Regions from separate parts of the Mus musculus genome. Here all the other regions are linked to region 3. The links are chromatin loops, found by intact Hi-C in ENCODE. Cell type or tissue: left cerebral cortex. All regions are shown on one strand. Region 1 overlaps Basp1 (brain abundant, membrane attached signal protein 1). Region 2 overlaps Basp1 (brain abundant, membrane attached signal protein 1). Region 3 holds the start of Gm2824 (a long non-coding RNA gene).

What was found. Hi-C counts contacts between places; a loop is a spot of excess contacts. Peaks named below come from ENCODE experiments on the same cell type or tissue, not always from the same donor. Only the 100,000 strongest peaks of a DNase experiment are listed, where the experiment ranks them.
Region 1: it touches region 3 in a loop (3-fold over the local background); 6 of 42 quality-filtered maps call a loop at or near these places.
Region 2: a loop joins it to region 3, with 2.1 times the contacts of the local background. A loop is called at or near these places in 6 of 42 quality-filtered maps.

The regions. Positions count from the first base shown.
Region 1 is chr15:25,355,351-25,363,350 of GRCm38, reverse strand. Basp1 (brain abundant, membrane attached signal protein 1) reads left to right here. Exons shown (of 2, transcript NM_027395.2): 2 at 1-74. Among named protein-coding and RNA genes, the nearest start is that of Gm36555, 27 kb to the right of the region's middle. In left cerebral cortex, no CTCF peak of the experiment used is centred here; DNase peaks (open chromatin) are centred at 2,398, 2,911, 3,082, 4,571 and 2 more places; H3K4me3 peaks cover 506 bases; H3K27ac peaks cover 1,767 bases.
Region 2 is chr15:25,365,669-25,373,668 of GRCm38, reverse strand. All of the region lies in intron 1 of Basp1 (brain abundant, membrane attached signal protein 1), which reads left to right. Among named protein-coding and RNA genes, the nearest start is that of Gm36555, 37 kb to the right of the region's middle. In left cerebral cortex, no CTCF peak of the experiment used is centred here; DNase peaks (open chromatin) are centred at 3,117, 3,965, 4,794, 7,414 and 3 more places; H3K27ac peaks cover 6,145 bases.
Region 3 is chr15:25,022,722-25,030,721 of GRCm38, reverse strand. It overlaps Gm2824 (a long non-coding RNA gene), which reads left to right and starts at 7,799. Exons shown (of 5, transcript XR_001781655.2): 1 at 7,799-8,000. In left cerebral cortex, a CTCF peak has its summit at 3,898; DNase peaks (open chromatin) are centred at 3,416, 3,710, 4,253 and 4,745; H3K4me3 peaks cover 2,154 bases; H3K27ac peaks cover 2,084 bases.

The sequences.
Region 1 (8,000 bases), 330 kb before region 3:
ACAATGGATGCATTGAAATTATATGTAATTGTATAAATGGTGCAACAGTAATAAAGTTAAACAATTAAAAAGTAGTAACTGGCTTTTGGCTTGATTTTCCCCTCCTTTTCGGTAATGTAGGTGTCTTTTCCTGAGTATAATTGAACTGAGGTAAGACATAGGATTCTCAAGTGTTCTTGACTAATATAGGTATAAACAAAACACCCCAAACAGTGGAATCCAAGACCACTATCCCCTAAGATGAACAGGAAAAACCGTCTAAGGATTCACACCCAACCATGGTGTGGGTGTGGTTATTAATGCTTTAAGAGAGTGAATATTGTGAATGAAATATTAAATGACAACCAAGAGCTGTGTCTTGAAGGCTGGGAAGAATATTATAATCTTTGAGAAACATCCTATGTGTATAAATTGTGAAGCGGTGGGCCAGCATCTAGGCCTGCCCTGCCTGCAGGTCAATTGGTACCAGAGGTAGGCGAGGGACCCGAACGCCGTGATGGGTTAATAGCCAGGAGAAAGCTGCTTCCACCTTACCCAGACCTCACTTGCTTTGGCTTCAAGGGAGCATAAACTTGTGATCTGTAAGACAAGATCCCCCTTGATAGCTGAAATATGTAGAAGTTTGTGCACGTGCCAGCTAGCAATGTATACCACAGGCAGATGTGCTAAGCCGTCACCCTTTGATGACCCCATTACTGGAATAGTGACCGTCTGTGTGCTCAGGGTCCCCCTGTGCCACACATGGGGAAAGAGGCTGGAGAAAGGTGGCTTTTGTACAGACTCGGCATGCACATCAGTTCTTGAGGGTAAGAAAGGAGGTGATTGTCTCTCGAGTCTCTCAGAGAGTTGCTTGGGTGTTTTCCAATCCGATACTGGAAACCACAAAAAAAAAAAAAAAGAAAAAAAGAAAGAAAGAAAGAAAGAAAGAAAGAAAGAAAGAAAGAAAGAAAGAAAGAAAGGAAAGAAAGAAAGAAAGAGACCTAGCCATGGCAAAGATTTCTCAGACCTGAATCGGAGAGAAATGCCCAGAAAAATACATGACAGGTTCATCTTTTAGAGTGTCAGTTTCCGGTAGAATTTGTGAAGGCTGTGAAATGCGCATGTGCACATGGTCCTGTGGGTCCGAGTCAGCCTGATTCTATTCCTGTGTGCTGCATACAGAGGAGAGAGAACCCCTCTAGATGTTTTCTGAGTATCTGGAATCAGTACCACACCTGGAGAAGCAGAAATGGTGGAGTTGGACTAGCTTAATGGACTTTCTGAGTTCAGGCCGTGCTACGATCACGTCTAGCCCTTGGACCTCTTGCTTTTACAGTGAAATGATTTTGAACTCTTACTGCATGACAGCACAGCACACATGAATATGTAAAAGCATTAGCCACCAGCCAACTATATTAGGTAAGAAAAACAGCAGGGAATATCCAGAGCAAGTGCAGTTGCCCTCAAATATATAAAATCATGTGGGGGCGGGGTTGTGTATTACGGAGGCAACAGACTCAACAAACTGGAAGATGTGTATAAGATTACAAATTATCTTTAAAATGAAAAATACTTATTTTTGCAAAATGAATTAAATTTATCAACTACTGTGGAGTAGTTACGAATATTAAATGTCATTCATTTATTGCTGTGAAACATGCTTTGGTGGAAGTAATATTTAACAGACTGACTTTCTCCACCTACCATCTTAATTAAAGTGTTCACAGAATTTGGGGTGAGAAGAGCCAACAGGGGTTCCTCAGGATAACATTTACCATCCAGAGTCACTGCATGGGATACGTGAAGTAAGGTGACACACTTCAGCTTATGCGCTGAAGGGTGTGGCATCATTAAAATCTGAGCTGCATCTAGTCATTTATTTCCTAACGGTTATACATTAGAGCACTGGACCTCGAGTTCCTTACCAAGGCAGGCAATGGAACAACTAAACATCCACAATGTAACAACTAAAATCCACCACCCGATTGGCTTGAATGGAGCATCAGTTTCATAGTGTTCCTTCTAGATGTTAGTTTGACATACAACAAACTCCAATTATTTCATTTAGTGGAGAAAATATCTATTTAGAAACTTACCAATTTATTTTTTATTTTTATCTACATCCCAATTACTGTCCCCACTCCCAGCGGTCCTTCCCCATCCCCCCTCCTTTCTCCTCTGAGAGGGCGGGAGCCCCTTAAATACCCCCCCCCGCCCCCCAGTGCATCAAGTCTCTGCCAAAGCAAGCACATTCGCTCCCACTGAGGCCAGATGAGGCAACCCTGTTGGGGAACAGATACCACAGTCAGGTTACAGCTTTAGGGACAGCCTCGCCTCCAGTTGTTGGGGGAGGGGCTACATGGAGACTGAGCTGCACAAATGTTACATATACCCCAGGGGCCTTTGGCATTGTTTCAGGATTGGTGAGATCTATCACCATCATTTAGATTCAGTCCAGCCTTTGGACAGTAACATTGCAGGTGTATTTGATCTGATATCTATTTTAACTAATTTGCACAATATTGAAAACTGGATTCTTAGGGGACAATCTTAAATATGTATCATGGTGGCGTGGCGTCATCAGTAGTTTTGGGATTCACACTAGGAGTGTTTTGTTTGTTTGTTTGTTTGCTTGACACAGTCCTATATATAGTCCTGGCTGATCTGGAACTCAGCATACAGAGCAGGCTGGTTTCAAACTCACAGAGATCTGCCTGTTTTTGTCACCCAAATGCTGGGACTAAAGGCACGTACCACCATTCCCAGTCAACAGGAGCTTTTCAAGAAGAGCTATGGTTAGTATCATTTGAACTGGCAGGTCCCCCCCGCCCCCTTTTCTGCCAAGCAGTTGATATTTAAAGTATTTAGCTTGGGGATGGCTCTTTTACAATGGTGGGCGTCGTTCTTTCAACCCCTCCACCGCAGCTGACGGAGAAGCAGAAAGGGAAATGCAGCAGGTTTCCGTGAAGGTTTGGGATGGCATTAGTTTTGAAATAAGCCATTCTTCATCATGAGATTATATGCTTTCTGACTTCTTAATGACAACATTTTCAGTGGGATATGAAACCTCAGAGGCCGGGGACTGGCCGGGTTAGTACATTCCTTCTCATTCCCAGTGCCATGCTATTAAGAGCAGTTAGCTGCATGCGTCCAAGCACATCTGACTCAAGGAGATTCCTAGAGGGAATAACACTGAGAAACAACACGGCTTGGAAACAATCCGAGTGCCATTGTATCCGTGAACACACAGCACAACAGAACACACATTTGTGTCCCACCCCCCAGCCCCTTCCCCACTTCCATATTGTTTTTGACATTGCAAACATCACATTTGCTTCTTGTTATTTTTTGTTGTTGCACCAAAGTAATTTTATACTCTCCCTGAGTTTTCTCCTCTGAACTCAGGAGATTCACTTTTAGTGCAACGTATTAATCAACTGGCATTATCTAACTTCCTCCTCCTCCTCCTCCTCCTCCTCCTCCTCCTCCTCCTCCTCCTCCTCCTCCTCCTCCTCCTCCTCCTCCTCCTCCTCCTCCTCCTCTTCTTCTTCTTCTTCTTCTTCTTCTTCTTCTTCTTCTTCTTCTTCTTCTTCTTCTTCTTCTTCTTCTTCTTCTTCTTCTTCTTCCTTTTCCTTCTCTCAGGTCAGTGTGTTAAAATTCCAGGAGGCGAGGGACAGATTACCCCACTCAGATTTGGGATCATTTAGCAGAACACTCACTTGTTTTCTCTCATTAAGCTTTCCGGTCATTGTCCAAGATTTAAAGGACTAAAGCTTTCTCAAGAAAAAGGGGCGGGTAGTTCACATAAAAAATGTATACTCTATTAATCACTAACCAATTTCAGATACTAATTAAGATGAGGAATATTTAGCTTACAAGATCCCCTGTATATAGAAACAACTAAGACCTTAAACCAATTTAATTTATTTGTATTTTTGTTTGACTTCTAAAATGATGTAGATATTTTGATAAAAAGTCTAAAATCCTGAAGCCCAAACACTAGAAAGAAAGGCTCTGCATTAGCAACCTCACCATCTTTTTGCCTTCTAAGCTGTGAGTTTATTCAGATAGAAAATGTTTGAATAGGCACCAAAGACTCCTGGCTGGTAATGGAATGGTGAAGCCTTGAGTAAGAGTAGCTAAGAGTCACATAACCTGAAACTCAGCCACATAATGACAGTGCTACTCAAAGAAGAGAAAGAAAGGAAGGCACCTGTTTTGCCTTGAGGAAAGTGTGTTGACTTGTGACACACTTTTGCTAACAAAAGAAGTGGGGGTGGGAGTGGGGGGGGTGGCGAAAAAGAGATGAGAGAAATTCCTGAGCCTTCCATCTGAAGAGAACGCAATCTCGTTAATGGAAGCGCAAGACTATGCTTCAGGATTTGGCCGACAGACAGAAACAGCCCGGTTTTGAGTTTTGCCAAGAAAAGGATAGCGTGCCTCATTACAAGGGCTTTTTGCTCAGGTTTGGGAAATTGGACTTGACAGGTGAACCCCATTAAAAGAAACGACTCTAAGGCTCCGTCCGTAGCGGCACTGAGCAATCCCTGTCCTGCTCAGCCGCAGCGCAGACATCCAAGAATAGAGCTTGCTCTCAGCCGGAACCACCCACTTCAGCACTGAAGTCTGACTAGTATGCAAATTCCCCAGAGGGTATTTAAAAAAAAAATTTTTTTTTTAAAGCTAAGAATAATAGAGACTGTATTTTGCTTGCTATCTATTCAGCCGCCTTTGCTTCCAGGAGCTGAAGTTGCCTTGGTATTCAGAGCAAATTCTAGCTTTTCAAAATAAATACACACACACACACACACACACACACACACACACACACACACACACACAATATACCAGCAAGAAGATGAACTACTAGAATACATATAAGGAGAGTCGCTTACATTTCTGAGGCTAGTTGGAATTTTGGTATAACAAATTTACCTTTTATTTGTTGCTTACTGTTCTCTCTACATTGTCTTGAAGGTTTTACTTTCTGTTGATTAATCATGTTCCATTTACTCCCTGGTTGTCTGCTCCAGGGCTCCATGCTTACATTGGACTAGGACGATAAACAATTACAAACCCCTTGAATGTACCATTCTTTATACATTCCTTTATTTTTATTTCATGTACATGGTTGTCACGCCTGCACTTACACTTGTACCCATGGTATCCAAAAGAGGAGTCGAATCTCTTGGAACTGGAGTTGTGAGCGGTCACATGGGTGCGGGGAATTGACCCTAGGTTATCTGCAAAAGCAGGAAGTGTTTTTCACCATACAGCCATTTCTCCAACCCCAGATGTGTCATCTGAAATACAATTCAAGTGTGCCATTCCTCTGGCTTGGTGGAGCTTTGTACTTTGTTTGTTCTGGACGTTCCTAGGCACTAAACTGTTTTGTCCACTTTCCTTCTCCTAGCTGAATCCATCTGTAAGGATAATGGGCAGATTAATAGAGGATTATTCAGAATGTAAGGCAATTCAAAATGGTTCCCACACAGGAATGCTTTTCAAAAAAGATTCTAGAAGGTTCTACCACAAGCTGTTTCCAGAAGGAGGAGAAGTGGTTCTTAAATGGCATTCCATTCGGTTACAAATGGAATCTTTGTCTGGCTGGGCTTAGAGGCTTACATTTCTTATCCCAAAATTTAGGAGGCAGGATCTCTAAGTGCCAGGCAAGAGGGACTACAGCGTGAATTCCAGGCTAGGACGACAGTGTGAGACCCTTGGGGGGGTGGGGAGGGCGGGGATCTCTGACATATTAAAATGAAGAAATCCATCTCGTTCCCGAGCGGTAGTCCTGATTCTTCAGTTCTTATGGAAGGCAAGAAGTGGGGTCAAAGCTGGATGAAAAACCCTTATCTGGAGTTCAGAGATGTACAGCATGATATTCACAAGATTCATAATCGACCTGAGCTTAGTGTTACTGGTCTAAGGCTTAAAAAAAAAAAAAAAAACTCATTTCATATCTCTGAGGTTCACATCATCAGGAAAAATGAAAAAAAAAAGTAACATAGTTGCTAGGGATATATTTCATAAGGCCTGGTTCATGGCACACAGTCAGCCCTTCATATTTATGGGCACATTCAACCATCCAGGGACTGAAAATAGGTTTTAAAACAATTCTATCTAAACATGCACAGACTTTTTTCTTGTCTCTAGTACCTATATCTTGCATGGTGACAATTATTTAAATGCCTTAGCTTTGACAAGTAGTCTAGAAGAGATGGGGCACATGCAGGCAGATGCACATTGGTTGTGTGTAAACATTAGGCACGTTATACAAGGGACTCGAGTATCCTCGTATTTTGGCATCCACGGCGATCCTGGAACAAACCGCCTAAGAGTTTGGAAGCTATTCTACGGAAAGCTTTGGTTCCTTTCAAGAGTTGAGACCAGGGCTAGAAGATGGCTTAGTGAGCAAAGGAACTTGCTAGTGAGAATGATGGCCTCAGTTTGAAACCTGGTACTCACATGGTGGACGCAGAGTACCATCTCCTGTAAGTTGTCCTCCATCTTGCTGTGTGAGAGTCCTGGCATGTGCTTTTACACACAAGCACGATAATAAGTGAACACATAAGTAGACAGAATAAAGCATTTAGAAGTGAACCGGGAGCTTCGTCCTGGCCATTTATGTTATGGAGGAATATTTAACGGAAAGATGGTACTTAATGTTTTCTTGAAAATATAGTGAAAAGGACCATGGAATTGAGACTTATGCTACCTAAGAGGACAGGCAACTTTGTGAGAAATTTTTAAAATAGCACAATATAGAGAAAGTATTATTTCAGGGGACATGAAAAGCCAAGATGTTTTTTTCTGAGTATGTTCTAATCACATTACTGAGATATCTGAGATATATAGAGAATAATAAGTTACCTTTGCGTGAAGCGGGTGAGGGAGTGGGTGTTGCAGGAACTCTTTGCTTACTACTTACCTCTGTGGCCAGGAAACAGGTTTGACTTCTCTGAGCCTCGTGCTTGCCTAAGAACTGGAGGTTGAGCCTGCCTGGAGGCCTTGTGGCGAGGGTAGAAGATTGGGCTTCTTACTACAGTGTCTAAACGCCCCTAAAGGCAGGCGTCACCATCACCCACACTTGCTTCCAGAACACGGGGACAATGGAGGCTGGGATAGTTCTCTTCATTTTCTTTAAGCTGATTTTGAGACAGATTATCTTCAAAGGCAAATCTCATTTTTTGCTGCTTACCTGTTTTCTCTATGTGACATTTTCATGTGCTATCTCTCCTCCATTGCTTCCCTCCTTCGCCGCTTCTTCCCCACTAAAAACAAACCAAACCAAACCAAACCAACCAACCAACCAAACAAACAAACAAAATCAAAGCCTGTCTGCTGTCTGCCAGTAACTGGCAGCCATTCTACCACTTCAGTTCCTAAGATCCAATGAGCATGACTTTAGAGTGCAGACCCCTCTCTGCTGGAGTTCAAGATGGAACTCACTTCAAGTCCCCCACATGGATATCTTACCTGGATCTTAAAGTTTAAGATCCTTAAAGGTTAAAGGTCTAAAGGCTGGGCTGGGGAGATGGCCCACAGGCTGAGAGCTCTTCAGAGATCCCAAGTTCAATTCCCAGCAACCACATGGTAACTCACAATCATCTATGATGGGTTCTGATATCTTCTTCTGGTATGAAAACATACATGCAGTACAGAACATTGTATACCTAATAAATAAAGAAGTCTTTATAAAAAAAAAAACAAAGTTGTCTAAAGGCAAACTTCCAATTAGCCCACAGTTTCCCTTTCAGTCTCCCAAGGGTTACCACTGAGAATGTCAGCCTGCAGATAAGCAAATGAAGTCATTCAGTTTACCCTTGATTTGCCTTTTTTCATGCTTCATAGTCCACGTGTCTGGGACTGTCATCTACGTGACAATGAGAACTGTCATCTTCATGACCGTTAGGACTACGTGACCACTAGACTTCTTGCAGATTACCACGAGTACTTCCTCATAACTTCTCAGCTTCCAAACTCCCCACTAGCTAAAATTTTCTACAGAACAGCCATTT
Region 2 (8,000 bases), 340 kb before region 3:
CAGCACCACACCCAGTCCCAACTAGCTTTGACAAATAGCTTAGATTCTTCCATTCCGAGTGGTTGTAAATCCAACTTGTGATAAATGTGTAAGCAGATGTAACTCACGAGCCCACTGTAACTTTATATTGATTTAAAAAATGTCAGTAGTTGGTTTTCTGGTATCTAAAACTGCTTAGCTTTGCAGCTCTAAGTTAATGGAATTGACAGTTTCTTGTCCCAGGATGTAGTTATCATACCGAAGTTATCATACCAAACTTTGTCAAGAAAGGAGAGTTGGTACCTAGCAGCCTTCCTTGGCAGACATATTTTCTACTGATTATAAGATAGAAACCCAATCAGAAGATTACTTCTGTGTGTGCCACATGATGATCTTGAAATCAACCCAGAAATAACGCTCTAGTCTCAGAACCGGCTGCTGCATATTCTCACTGGGTCTTCCTGCAGATATGGAGTCGTCTGCATAATAATGTTTGCTGTCACACTTAAGGACTCTATTCTGCTGATGCTAGTTAAAGTGGCTAACTAATCCAAATTTGCATTTTCAAAATAGGAACTTTGCAGTGTTTGGCAGCTGTTTTATGTAAGAAGTGCTTAGATGTTATTAGTGCAGAGAAAGAAGACACAAATGTAGATAGCCTGCGAAGTAACAGACATACCTAGTAGCCTTTGGGTCACATGGACGTTTTAAAGCCATTTTCTTGTCCTTGTGCTATTAGTGTGTGCTGGTTAGTGCACAGCAACGAGCTTTATTAAGTCACAAAGCTGTATTAACCCATGGCGTAGAATTAAGATAAAGCATGTTATGAGAAATAGAATTGGGCATATCATGGTGTGTGTTAGCTAATGCCCTGGATTTGCCTCCTAATGCACTTGGGCATCTCCTGAAGAAGGGCTGTGCTCCGATTGGGGCTTCTGTTCTTCAGTCACTCTAAAAACTATGATGTGGAAATAGGACCAAGGAACTCTGCTAAAATGAAAAGGGCATTGCTCATCCACATGCCTAGCATGCAAACACCAGAAGACATCCACGTGTAAGCGCTGTCGGTTTGCATGCTGTCAGGTTGGGGTCTGCTGGGTGACCCAAGTTAGTCCAAGGGCCTTCGAGGAAGCTTCACTGCATAGCGTTCTTTAGACCTTTTTCAAAGGGCTGACGGCTTGTTAAAGTGAATACCGCTCCCGTTCTGCTCCTCACTGCTGGATTTAACCCCTAGTTCTCCCACTCTCCCTCATCGACATGCCGACACACCACTGGATGTGTTTTCCATCAAAAATCAGAGAAACCACATGGGAACCACAGCTCCAGGAAACTCACAGTGTATCAGGAAACCACACAACAAGTTCCATGGTGGCTTCCATGTGGGTCAGATACTGTCCTAGGACATGGGGCTATGAAGTGTCACATGTTATAAGAATGTAGGTCTTTTGTTTGTAAAGCTGTGAAACTCTTGTATTTGTGTCTCTCTCTCTCTCTCTGTGTGTGTGTGTGTGTGAGAGAGAGAGAGAGAGAGAGAGAGAGAACGAGAGAACGTACCTGGTGTATGAGAGAACTTACCTGATGTATACACTCATTCCTGTGCAGATGTACAAACTCCTGTGCCTGCAAAGAGATCAGTGGAAGATGTCACTACTCCACCACTCCCCAGAAATCCTCCTGTTTCTCTCCCCGATGAGCAGGGATTACAGTCACATGTATAACCATTCTCAGCTTTCCAGGTGGGATCTGGGGATTTGAACTTAGGTCCTCGTGCTTGGTCAGCATGTACACTTAGCTGCTGAGCTAGGCCCTCAATCCTGTTGCATTTCTCTTGATGAAACCCAAAAAAAGGTCCAGATAATAGGCCTGCCATGCATTGTAGGGGGTTACTACTGGGAGAGGTTGAGGGACCTCATTGGAATGGATACAGTCACTGTTCTTTACTCCTGGAACTGGGTCACATTGTTTCCATTCACCAAAGCAATGTATCAATGGCCAAGGTGACTAGAAATGAAGGCAAGGCCCTGCTGGATCTCCTGGTTCCCAACACTGTGGCCTTTGCTTTTGTTAAAAATGAAGCCAAGGCTTCAACTCTCCGCTGCTGCATGCTTTTGCTCCTGTCTGTGACTTTAGTGTCTGTAAGGTATAAATATGAGAGTGGATTGCGTGCGGAGCAGAGCATCCTCCAAAGATGGCATCAGGAGGGTTAGAGGCTTGGCTTCTCTTAGAATGAGCAGCTCTTTGCCATTCTCTGGAAGACTTTCTCCCCTGTTGGCTTTCATGTGCAAATAAAGAAGCTGTGGCCTAACCATGCTTCAGGTCACTATGACTTTGCTCTTCTCCAAGCAAGGCCAGTAGCTTTAAAAGCCACAACTGCTCTTCTAGATCCTCTGCTTTTACAGGTCCAACAAAATCTTACAAAATGTTGTCCTTTCAAAACGTTTGAAAAAACATTTTTGTGTTAGGCACGGGCTTCTCCATCCCAGGCTGGCCTTGGATTCTAAACCCCGAGTGCTGCGATGATTGGCTTGTTACCACCTCACACAGCGGGTCCTGGAATATTCTGTACCACTTGAGTTGTGTTCTCAGCCCTAAAGTGCTGCCCCTTTCTGACTGTCAGTGGCTTTTCTACTTTAGTAAATATAGAAATAATAGCCTTTCATTAAAAAGAAAAAAAGTTCAGTGGATAAGAATTTCTTAGACAATTCCATCATTCCCGAGTCTATTAGAGAGGCCGTGGGTATTTAGAAATGAACTAAATATTTTTCCTGAGAAAATAATTCCCCAGGCTTCTGAGCTCAGTTAGAATCAAAATGTAAGACAGTGTCTTCCAAGGTCAAAGGTATTTTGTGTGTTAAGCCTTAGACCTATGGAAGGAATGAGAATGCTCTCAGAAAACGTTTATGCTGTAATCTTAGCATTCATTTCTTTGGAGGGATTTCTTTTTCTCTTCTCTTCATAGAATTCAAGATACTGTCAACCCCTTTCCCTGCCCCACCCAGAGAGAATCACCCTGGTTATATATGAGATGGTCGCCCTATGTTGCTTTGTGGTTCCTGGAGTCTGTGGTTAGGACCGGAAGAGCCATGAGATGCTCAGAGAAGGAAGGGTGTCTGCTGGGCTACCCAGGTGATCCTATTCACTGCTGTCGATTTCCTGGGAGGAAGCTGTTGGTCGATACAACATGCTTCTATATGTGAGGAAGCTTTCAGAGTTAGCGTCCTGTGAAACAACTTGAGAAAACAGAAGGGCTCTATTTGCATGGGTCATGTGTTCCCCAGGCTGTGCACACAATGTCTGCTCTATGGACCATTCTGGAAGAGATGGGAGAGGAAGTGGCTGTAGAGTGATAGTTCCTACATTCACGAGAGTTGCCTTGTTTTTCCGCAAGTGTATTTTATATTCAGGAAATGGATCTTTTTTGTTCCTCTTAGATTATTGAAAACTGACCTTATATATTTAAATGGTTCTCATAAGAACATTGGGTAAAGGAAATTGTTTTAACTTAGCTCTGTAGGTTCTGTCCTTGTTTTGAATTTCTTTGTTTCTATTAGGTTAGCAGTCAAGAGAGAGAGAGAGAGAGAGAGAGAGAGAGAGAGAGAGGCGGGGGGGGAGAGCTAGGTGCATATATTATAGAAATTGGGACCCCAAACCTCTTCCCACTTACCTTTTTTTTTTAACATTTCCATATAACGTTAAGCTGAGTGACCCCTTAATTCCTCAATTTGTGGGATTGTATTAGCCAACCTTCTACTTAAGATGGTTTTCAAAGGCTATAACCAGCATGTAGCAGAAAGGACACGTGCTGTAGCAGGTCCCTTCCCTTGGCAAAGGGTGAATCCTGCTGAGCAGGACCATGGATGGTAGGAGAAGGACACACTAAAGTAGTGTGCGGGGACACAGCTGTCTCTTATAAATAACTGGAGCCCTACTGATAGCTACGTGCCAGGGAAGCCGTTAAAACCTGCATTTTCTCACAGTTATGACTTCATCTATGATGTACTCAGTGAAGTTTCGTTCTGACTCACAAACTGACGCACCGTGCTAAAAAATATCTCTGGAATGTAACTGAGATCCCTAAAGCATTCTATTCCTTGGCAAATATTTAGACCAGGTTTCATAAAGTTTTAACTTTTTTTTTTTTGATAGTCTGCAATGACTATTTTCTCATTGCTAGTTTTTAACAAGCGTCACAAATATTGATCCCATGCCAGAGACAGTTCGTCATAATAACAACCCAGATGATGTCAATCCAATTTTTAAGGGAGAAAAATGGTCTTAGATTTGTGATCGCAGGCACATAGAACTTTATAGTGTTATCCTTTTATCCTAATAGCATTTTATATAGTGCAATAAGCATTCACACTGCCCTCCTCATGTTAGGATTGAGCAAACGTTTAATATCCTCACTTTACTGGTCAGGGATTTTGAGACCCAGAAGAGAGAGGCTCTGCTCAGATTCATAATCATTTTCAACGACTAAGTCTTGTCACTTTTAGCCAACTTCATACTGAATGTCACAAGTCTTAAAGAAAAGGTTTATAGTTAGTTAATTTCCCCCCTGAATGTTCTTTGAGGTTGGCCTTGCTACCTTTATTTTCCAAGATGGGGAAAGTAAAATTGAATTGTATTGAGTTGACTGTACTGATAGACTGAAAACTATGAGCTGAGGTCTCTTCCAGGTGAGCAGGGCCTTGTAGTTTATGAGACCTGGGGAGGCTTTCTGGGCTCTGTGAGAATTACACAGAGCTGATTGGGGCCTGCTGTGTCCTGAGGATTGTATTCAAAATAAGCACAACTTATGTAATATGAACAGCTAAGGAATATATATATTCCTGGTTTCTGGCAGGCTTCCTGGAGAGAAAGCAATAAAGACTTACAAAAACATTTCAGACTGTCTCTGTGAGAGTGCCTTCATTGTAAGTTCCGAAATATTTGTCACCTTTAATCTCCCAATGTTTTGAGTAAACATAAAAGATAAATATTTATGCAAATATTCAAATTTTTTTGTAGCTATAAAATTTCCTGATTGAAACTCTCAGGATCTAGAACCAACTTATCATTAAGGTTTGCTATAGTGCAAATATAAACGATCACATTTCTCCTCCCAATAAAATTAAAACTAGTTATACATAATTTTTTCCTATAAGATATACCTGTCACCCCAAAAGTCCTCATATATGATTTAGAGGAGGAACTGAAGCATAATTTTTAGAATATTTGTTACTTTTTCCAATTGCTTTTAGGGAAAAAAGAAATCACTGTACCTGAGCTATCTGGCTAGGAAGACGTTTCTTTATGTACTTTCTCGGGCATGATAATGTTAAAGAAACATGGTGCTAGATGTGTCACAAAATGGGCTGGGAAGATGACTGGGTCAGTTACTTGAACCCAAGCTCCATCTCAGAAGCCAGGTAAAAGCCAGGCATGGTGGCATGTTTGTAATACCAGCACTGGGGAGAGAGGAGGCTTCTGGGACACCATTTACCACTCCAGCCAAACTGGCAAGTTCCAGACCCGTGAGAAACTGTTTCAAGACGACCCAAGTGCTAAGGATTAATTGCCAAGGTTGTAGGCTTAGCGAGTTTTCTGTTGCTGTGATAGTACAATATGACCAAGACAGCTTATAAAAGAAAGCATTTAATTTGGGGCTTGTGTTCCCAGAGGGTTAGAGTTCGTGACCGTCATGGCAGGGAGCATGGCTGTAGGCAGTGGATGGGAGTTTACATTTCCATCTGCAAGTAAGAGGCAGAGAAAGAAAACTAACTGGGAATGACTGGGTTTTTGAAACCGTGTGTGTGTGTGTGTGTGTGTGTGTGTGTGTGTGTGTGTGTGTGTGTGTGTGTGTATCTGGTTTCAAAAGCCTCAGGAACAGAGGTGATAACAGAGGTGAACTCTCCTATTTGTCCTCATGAACACACAGAACTCCAGTCCATGCGTTCAGCATCTGCCCATGCTTTTCCTGGTCCCACTCATTGCTAGCGGACATCCTAGCATGAGGAAACGCAGGGGCAAGCTTAGCCCTTTGGGTGTCACTTTGGATTACGCTTAAGTAACGTCCAAGATAGGTTACTTCTTGACTAGAGATGCCTGTTTCTCCCATCATGCCACCGTTCTCACGTGTCTACATGTATGGCGTGCTTGCAAATGTGTATGCGCAAATGTGTATGCACGAATGTTTGCTCATTTGTATGGCGGCCCAAGGTAATGTTCAGAGTCTTCCTGGGTTACTCTCCACTATGTTCTTCAAGGAAGGTTCCCTCAATGGCAGAGTTGGCCAGTCTAGCTATCTTGCTCAAGACAATCCCAGTCTACCTTCCCAGTGCCAGAATTGCAGGCACTCAGTTGTAGGGCCAATCGCAGTCCCTGCAAGCATCAAGCACCTCTAAACTGTCATCTCTCTTGCCCTGGATCTTTCTTTTTCTTTCCTCTAAACCCAAGTGTTCCAACTTTCTATATTAAATAACTTCCTTCCAAAACAGAGCTTATAGAAAGGAGAGGACTCATTCAATCCCATGCCCATGTTCCTTGGCAGCTCTCATTTCTTAAGCATCTGATAAAAGCATTTCACTAGCAAATAGAAAGAGAGGGGCTACAAAGTTTCTTCTGTAGCCTGTATGCTCTCTAAGCGCCAAGCTCTATTCTGGGAGGTCCTGCCTCAGAGTCCAGGAAGGTAACATTCCTAGGCTTGGACCTACATTGGAGATCAACTTCTTGGTGGGTAGAGTTTCCCTTTCATCTGCTAGGTGGAGATTCTTGTACTAACACATTCTTGTGGGCTTTGGCCTTTGTTTTATTGGACAACTCATGAACTCAGCTAGTTAGTTTTCCTCTAAGTAAAAGGAGGCAGGTACTGGCACACCATTGTCGGATACTCTGGAGAAGGTTGAATAATTTAAGTAAATCGTGTTGGATTAGGACTTTTCTGGATACTTTGATTTTAGTTTGTAACTTTAGTTTGCCCCTCTGGGTATTCTTATTCTCCTGGGAAATAACCAGACAACTGCTTTCCTGGTACTCTAGTATATTTCATAAATCCTCCCAGGTAAATCAACTGAAAGCAGGGGGTGTTTGTGTTTGTGGGTTTTTTTTGTTTTTTTTTTTATAATTGACCTTATTGAGACACAGTCTTTTACTTACAACTTGATTTTGTCTGTTCGATTTCTACCAAGAAAAGAATCACAGCTGGTCTTAAAACAAAGACTAGAACGGGGCTTTAATCCTGCTTCAGAAAAACAATTTTAGTAACTTAGATTTTAGGTTTGTAAACCAGCAGGACTTTTAAACCTCTGGGGATTGCTATATAGGATTTCATACCGTGGGTGTCAGAACCCAGCACTCCATTCTTCGTTCACAATGAGACTACATTTACTCTTTGCCTCATGGGCGTAATTTCTAGGTTGGTGTATGGGTTTCTGTTATAGAGTTGGGAGAAGAATCTAAAGGTAGACAGACTTATCAGGTTTTCTATTTCCCAAGTCAGCCCAATGCATCAACCATAACATGGGGCAGGAGCTCCAAGTTGTGTGTGACATCAGCCATGATGAAGTGTCTAAGAATTTGATGGAGGTGCTATACTATGTAACTCATTAGTCAGGTTTATGTTTTCATTTATTGCTTCGTGGTAAAAATGTTTTTAATTGTGGTTTCACCACCTATATTTGGTCTTACCAAAAATAGGAGCAGTTGTTTGAAGTGGGTTAGGATTCCAAGCCGTTTCTTCTTCCCTATTTTTAAGAAATATAAGAACGATCCTTGGATGACATAATAAAGACCTTTCTTGAAACTAGGAAGAGTATTTTAGTCATCTTTGTGTTTGTTTCTTTTTTCTGTCTCCTCCAACTCCTAATGGTAACCCAGACGGGAAATTAGCATAGAATGGTGAGAGGAATTTTGACTGAAGAATACTACTCTTTCCCACACCTGACTTTCAAACAGTGTGGGTTATTTCACTATGGTGAATCATAATTACAAGAAGTGGAGTGAAGAAAAAGCTCTCTCTCTCTCCTTTTTTTCCTGAATGG
Region 3 (8,000 bases):
CTATTCTCTTTATCTATTTTTACAATTTTTAGAAACTTCAATAATATGAGGAAATAGAAATAAAAATTATGAACTCCTAGGATTACCAATAAATAGAAGTAGTATTTTAAACCCCTGCACTCTGTTTTCTTTCCTTATCTCTCATGTGGGTCTCTCACTATTTTGCGTGCTCATATTGAAGTGGCTGCATCGTACTCAACATGGAGATGGTCAGTGTCAGTCTATTGAAGGGCATCTGCCATTGGCCATTCATAGTTCAGTACAGCAGAATAAGATGGATTCAGCTTGCTGAAATGAAGGGCATCCAGCACAGGCCCTACGGTAGTTTCAGTGCTGAGACAGGGTTTCTTGGGTCAGTTCTTTTGCAAGAACTTAGGCAAGCCAGTTCTCATAGGTGGGAAAAAGTTGGAACCATTTCTGAATTGGAGACTGTCAAACAGATGGGTCCGTTTAGCTGTTGGCTCTCTTGCAAATACTTGAAGGAGGTGAGAGTCAGATCAATGCTTCTGTGGAGGTGAGTGTACATAGGCAGGCTAGGACAGGAAGGGGATGTTCAGTTCTGTGGATCCCTTGTGTCCTTACCTGGGTCTTGACCCGGTCATGGAAACACATCGTCTAGTTGTGGTAGCATTCACAGCCTCACTCTCTGCATACTGCCAGGATCAAATTTCATTTTCACTTTTGAATGATTTATTTTATTAGACATTTAGCTACTGTTTGGACTTTCCTAGTCTTTATATATACTATATTAAGCATTATTTAAGGATACTACATTTTTTGAAAAGAAAGAACCTATATATAATTTTAGCATCGAACAAGTAATCATTCGGATATATGTTTGCCATATTTTCCTGGCAAGTACCAATCTGACCTAATGAGTATCACATATTTAAAATTAATTAATAAGTGGTAGTGGAATGTTAATTTTAATTGAATTTGAGTTTTGGTACTTGTTTGGTACCTTTTCCTGTGTCTGTCTGGTTAACCTTTGCCTTTTTAAAGTTTCTGTTCACATTCTTTGTCAGTTGCCTAACAGAAGTCGTATGTTTCTCGTTACATCCATGCTAGGTTTTCAAGTAATACGGTCATAGTCTAGTCTAAAATATTATTTAGTTTCTCACTCATTTGTGAAAATGCAAACTATAGACTTGTTTTAGAAACTGAGAGGGTTGCCAGTCAGGCCCGGGAAGCGGAGGGAAGAGGCTGGGAATAGGGAACAGAATATAGCTAGACAGGGAAATGGTTCTGGTGTCTTACAGAGAAGGTCATTAGTTTCTTAGATACTTCAAAATAGACACAAGAAATCCGTTCAGACATTGCCGTTACACAGGTACTGTGTTTGGGGAGATGGATTGGATCATAAAATTGTACATATGTATCACATTACCATACTTGGCTAATGATGTGCAAACATGTGTCAATTAAAAGTGAAAAATAACCATTAGTACATTAAAATTTTATATGGTTCATCAGGTCAAGTCTTTCCCTTTGTGTGCGTGTTCCCTCATCTTCATACGTCTTCACTATTGTCAAGTCCAATTCCGCTGTTAAGCTTAATGACTTTGTTGAAATTATTTTGGCACATGATAAAAGATACAATTCTAAAATACTAACATAAGATTCTTTTCTACTCAGGTTTTAAGAATAATCGTATTTACTTTCTAGAATAAGTAGTATCTTTGATTAGAGTTCAATATATTGCTATTAACGGTGAATGCTGGTTTAAGAAATATTATTAGATAAAATATTGATTTTTTTCCTTCGAGGGTAAGTTCTTCCTCTTTGTAGGAAGCACACAATGGGTTTTTGAAAAGACAAGTCGACACGTTTGGGTTGCAAGACTCTACAAAGTTAGTGATTTAACATCCACAATGAGATAACGATGCTCAGCATTAGGCAAAATCAATTGATAATCTGTTGCACCACAGTCGTTGTGTGTTATTTTTCTATTTTCTCCGATCTTTTTGGTTGGAACATTTATCTGATGTACAAGGAAAATTTCCTGAGTGATTACGTGCTGGTGATATTTATGTTTGATTTTTTTTCATTGTATGTAATCTTGTTTTGAGTTCAAGTGATAAAATTCTCTGGGTATAAAACTTATATGCTTCTAAATATCTATTAGTAACATAGTCCATATTTAAATAAAAATTTATGAATGTTAGCATTTAACCCCTTGTGTTTTCCCTATCTATCTATCTATCTATCTATCTATCTATCCATCTATCTATCTGTATGTATAATTAAGGGAACATAAAAAAGCAAAATCCCTAAAGTGCCTAGGAATCAATCTTATTAATAAATATTTTTATACTGACATTCATGCCTGATAGTTTTATGATAAAGAACTCAATTACTTAGAAACTATAAAATAGATGTGTAAAGTTGTCCAAAACAATTAAACATGATTTCAAGAATTAAGCCCCAAAGTCCTTATAATTGACAGTGACACAGGAGGTATTTATATGGAATTCCGTATGTTAGGAATGAATAGTAATGCTTAATACTTTCAGAAAAACGGACAATTGCCTCTTCTGATTCTTAAGGCTCGGCTTCGTCAGATCCCACTGCTGAGGTGACATGCTTGATTCATGTGTGACAGTCTCATAGAACCCATCATGCCCTGCAGCTAGCGATTGCAGCCATTATGTCGCTTAGTGTTTCTCCTATAATTACGTTTCATTTCATGTGTCTTCCAGAGGACACTGAAGCATTTTTACTGTCACTGAATAGTAACAGAGAGAAAGTAATTCTGGACTCAAGGGATTTTAAAGAAATGCGGCTTTACTTTAAGCTCACTGATTTGCATTGCTACATTTATTAAATATATATATATGTGTGTGTGTGTGTGTGTGTATGTGTGTGTGTATGTATGTATATATATATATATATATATACGTTACAATTTCTGCTTTTATTAATGATAAGCATTCCAATATTACAATGTAGGAAAAAACAGAAAAACTGGTATGCAACTGTGCAGCTTCTCTCTCTCTCTCTCTTTTTCTTGCCTTTATTCTGTCTTTCTTTCTTTGGCTAGGGGAGGGGAGGAACAATCAACTCTCCTCCCATATGCTTTAACTTCCATGTCTATTTTGCCATTATCCCTTCTGTTATGATATGATTAATGAGAGCTCTCCTGAATCTCTAAACACCCTGAAAAGCAGCCAATCCCTTCTCTTTGGAGGCTACATTGAAAATAACAATAAAAGTGAGGTGGTGCTGGCATTTGAAGTCTTTAGAGAACCCATCACTGTGATCTTTGTACCACCACTGGGGAAAGAGGACATCTTTGCACGTGTCTGGCATTGTTCATGACAACAGGGCAACCGAAATAAAGCAAGAGTTTCAGGGAGTAGCATTAGGATGCAGCCCTCCCGCTGTGCACACCAGTTTCCTGCTCAGCACAGCTGCCTGCTCAGCTGGGGGTTGGAAATCAGCACTGTGAGAAAAGACAGAAATGACCGTGATGCGTGCCTCTCTCTATGAGGAAAAGGTAATGTTCAATTAACGCGTCAGCCTGCTGCTTCGGAACTGACTTATTTCTGTCTGTCTGTTTGTTTGCTGTTCCTTTCGCTTGCTTTTCTCTGTGCTTCCTTTTCATTCAATGGAATAAACTGCCTTAATGGAAAGTGTTGGGGCTGCACTTGTGTGCTAGGAGCCTGCTCTCCTGTGGCTTTACTGACATCAAGTACAGCTTATGTGTTCAAACTCACGGGGCAACTCACGCATGGCTCATGCCGTTCTGGCTAAGCCTCATGCAGGATGATAAAAATACAGCTGAATGAGAAGACCCTACAATAAAGGAGCTTTTATGCGCGCAGGGCTGACTTGAGATTCTTGTTTGCCTTCCCTTTGCTTCTATGTAAAATGCCTCCCCTGGTGTTGACAGTGAGCTGTTTCACATGTGATCTGAGTATTAAAACCGATTTTTTTTTTATAAGTGGACATCTTAGCTTCTCAGCTGTAAGAATCATATTATATTCATTTTTTTAATGCTTAAAATTTGTAATTGTGTTGTATAGATAAAAATTTAAAAGAAACATGATTTTATAGAATCCCTTTCTTCAAGGGATTGTATTATTCTACTTCTTAGGGGCAGCAAATCCATGAGGGCCCTGAGGAAAATCCTTTTATCCTCTCTGAGAAAAATGTATTTTACCAGGGCTGAACGATCTGACAAAAGGCTGTTCAGCGACACCGTGCGCATGATGTATGGGCCAGTGTGTGCCTGCCTCGGCTTTCATTGTATAAATTTCTTCTAGGAGTTTCACTGGAAAGCTTAATGATCTCGAACTCGAGCTCTGTCCTTAGAATGAAGTCCAGGAATTGACTCTCCATGGGAAACAAGCCAATTTCGTTATAGTTTAAATACCTGAACCAAAACATTGGTTGTTCTTATTTTGATACTCACTAAATGTGAAATTACTTTACCAGCACTTAATATGTGTTGGGGGCTCTGGGCTTGGTGATGGACACAGAAGCCAAGCAAAGAGTCCCACTTCTAAGATTTCTGCAGTCTAATCTGGTTTGTTGAGAGAAGATATGATGTTTAACCCTTTCTATACAACTCTCGTTATAGAAAAGTTTGAGAGATTTCATTGAATTTCTCCTCAAAGGACATAAGATTTGCTTAACTGTGGGCTGCTCTGCAATGAATTATTTTTTATCTACTTAGGCAGCCAGTGTTGTCAAAAGAATATTTTATACAATTCACCTTTGTAAAAAGAAGGCAACAGCCTGTCCCTTCATATGACTTAAAAGTTATGGGGGAGCCTGGGAGGAAAAGGGGCAAAGATGTCCTAGAACTCGGAGCTGCTGTCCTGATCACATGACTATGCTCTCACGCCCTGCACTTACCTGAAGGAAATGATGGAATGGTAATAATGGCAAGTCATGTACCGTGCCTAGACGTGATTTCAAGGTAAATGACACAGACTCTGCAAAGACTTAGCCCTTCAAGTTCTAGTTTAAGAATGTGAAGAAATTGTTTCACTGGTCACAGTGTATAGGATTTTAAACTTTGGGCATTCAGAGGAGTTCTTGCTTTGTGCTTAGCTTGATTTGCTTATAGGAAAAAATCCCAAAAACCTGGTGTCTAACATTTACCGGGATTTCTAAGCACTGTGTCTGCCCTGAGCAATAGTGACACTAGGCACAGTGAGGATGCTCTTAGTATCCATCACAGGTGCACAACGGGAGTAACTTGGCAGAATTCATATGTGGCTTCATGTAATGGCTTAGTTTTCACAATTAATTGTATATGTGTGTGTGTGTGTGAGAGAGAGAGAGAGAGAGTGTGTGTATATGCATCTCAGTTACTGCTCTATTGCTGTTTATTTTTAATTCTTTCTTTTTTTCTTCCCTCCCTCCCTCCCTCCCTCCCTCCCTCCCTCCCTCCCTCCCTCCCTCCCTCCCTTCTTTCTTTCTTTCTTTCTTTCTTTCTTTCTTTCTTTCTTTCTTTCTTTCTTTCTTCCCTCCTTTTATTGGATATTTTCTTTATTTACATTTCAAATGTTATCCCCTTTCCTGCCCCCGCAAATTTCCTATCCCATCCCCCCTTTTCCTGCTTCTATGAGGATGTTCCCCCACCCATTCACCCACTTCCATCTCCCTGCCCTCGAATTCCCCTACACTGGGGCATTGAGCCTTCACAAGACCAAGGACCTCTCCTTCCATTGATGCTGGACAAAGCCATCATCTGCTGCATATGCAGCTGGAGCCATGGATCCCTCCATGTGTTCTCCTTGGTTGGTGGTTTAGTCCCTCGGAGGTCTGGGGGGTCTGGTTGACTGATATTATTGTTCTTCCTATGGGGTTGCAAACCCCTTCAGTTCCTTCAGTTCTTTCTCCATCTCCTCCATTGGGGACCCCATTGGGGACCCTAGCTCAGTCCAATGCTTGGCTGTGAGCATCTGCCTCTCTATTTGTTAGGCTCTGGCAGAACTTCTTAGGAGACAGCTATATCAGGTTCCTGTCAGCAAGCACTTGTTGGCATCCACAATAGTGTCTGGGTTTGGTGATTGTATATGGGATGGTTCCCCAGGTCGGGCAGTCTTTGGATGGCCTTTCCTTCAGTCTCTGTTCCATACTTTATCTCCGTATTTGCTCCCATGAGTATTTTGTCCCCTTTCTAAGAAATAGAAGAACAATCTTTACCTCTTTTATGGCTTCTCTCTTGATTTTTACTTTATCTACCATTTATCTATTATTATCATCTATATATCATATCTGTTTATCTCTATCATTGATCTATATTTAATAATCTATCATCTAGCTGTCTATCTGTCATCCATATACCTTACCTTTTATTTCTATCTTCTATCTATCTTGAATTATCTATTACATATCTTTATATCATTATATCTATCTACCTATCAACTAAACACATGTACACACCCATTTATGCTCTATCTACATTGGATTATCTATTACCTTTCATCTATCAATCAATCAATCAATCAATCAATCAATCTATCTATCATCTATCTATCATCTAATCTATCATTTATCTATTCTTCTTCTATTTAGCATCCATTTACCTTTTATCATCTTTCTACCATCCATTATCCATTTACTGTCTGTATATCTATCTTTACCTATATTCTATATATCCATTTGTCTATCTATTATCTGTATGTATCAAGTCATATATAATTTGTCATCCTGTATATTTATATTCTATCTATCTATCTATCTATCTATCTATCTATCTATCTATCTAGTTCTTTCTCTGTGTATATATATATATATATATATATATATATATCTTCATATATCTTTCTTCAAATAAACATACACTATTTTTAGTTCATACTCTCATATCTCTAAGCTGCTCATCAATTATCAACCTAGAGCAAACAGTTGAAAACCTAAGTTCTCATGTTCCCTTGCAAGTGTGAGTGTCGGTATGCTTTACATAGGAATCTGGAGAAATGAGTATATACTTGCCAAATTTTTTATGGAAAATTTTGATTTCTTGATATGAGCACCTGGTATAAGACATTCCTGACATAATCTTGCGCGGGGGGGGGGGCACTTCTCTATTAGGTCTCAAATTCAGATTGTAATGTTGAAAGCAGCTGCATCCATTTTGTCTCCACAAAGGAAGAAATATGACCAAGCAAAGCAAAAGGAGAATTCCAGAAATGCCAGCCTCAATGTGATCAAACTAATAGAACAACAATACCCATTGAGCATCATAGGGCTACTTTAAAATTTTTCACACATTGTTATGGTTTGTGCATGCTTGGCCCAAGGAGTGACACTATTTGGAAGGGTAGCCTTGTTGGAATAGGTGTGTCACCGTGGGTGTGGGATTTAATACCCTTGTCCTAGCTGCTTGGAAGTGATTATTCTGTTAGCAGCCTTCAGATAAAGAAGTAAAACTCTTAGTTCCTCCTTTACCATGCCTGCTGGGATGCTGCCATGTTCCTGCTTTGATGATAATGGACTGAATCTATGAAACTGTAAGCCAGCCCAAGGAGCTGAAGGGATTTCCAACCCCATAGAAAGAACAACAATATCAACCAACCAGAGGTCACAGAGTCCCCAGGGACTAAACCACCAACTAAAGAGTACAATGGGGGCTCTAGAGTACATGGCTCTAGCTGCATATGTAGCAGAGGATGGCCTTATCTGTCATCAATGGGAGGGGATCTGTGCAGGCTCTGTGACCCAGCATAGGGGGTCATAGACTAGGGCACTGAGGTGGGGGTGGGTGGGGGTGGGGGTAGTACCCTCATAAAGGCGGGGGATACGGGGGAGGGGGTTTGTGAAGGGGAAACTGGGAAGGAGGATAACATTTGAAATGTAAATAAATAAAATAACCAATAGAAAGAAAAAAGAAAAAAAAAGAGTTGCATTGGTCATAGTCTCTGTTCACAGCAGTAAAACTCTACCTAAGACACACATACATGATAATTGTAAATATTTATGAAATATGATAAGCTATTTTTATAGATATATGACCTGAAATTACTCCATGTTCATTAAGTCAC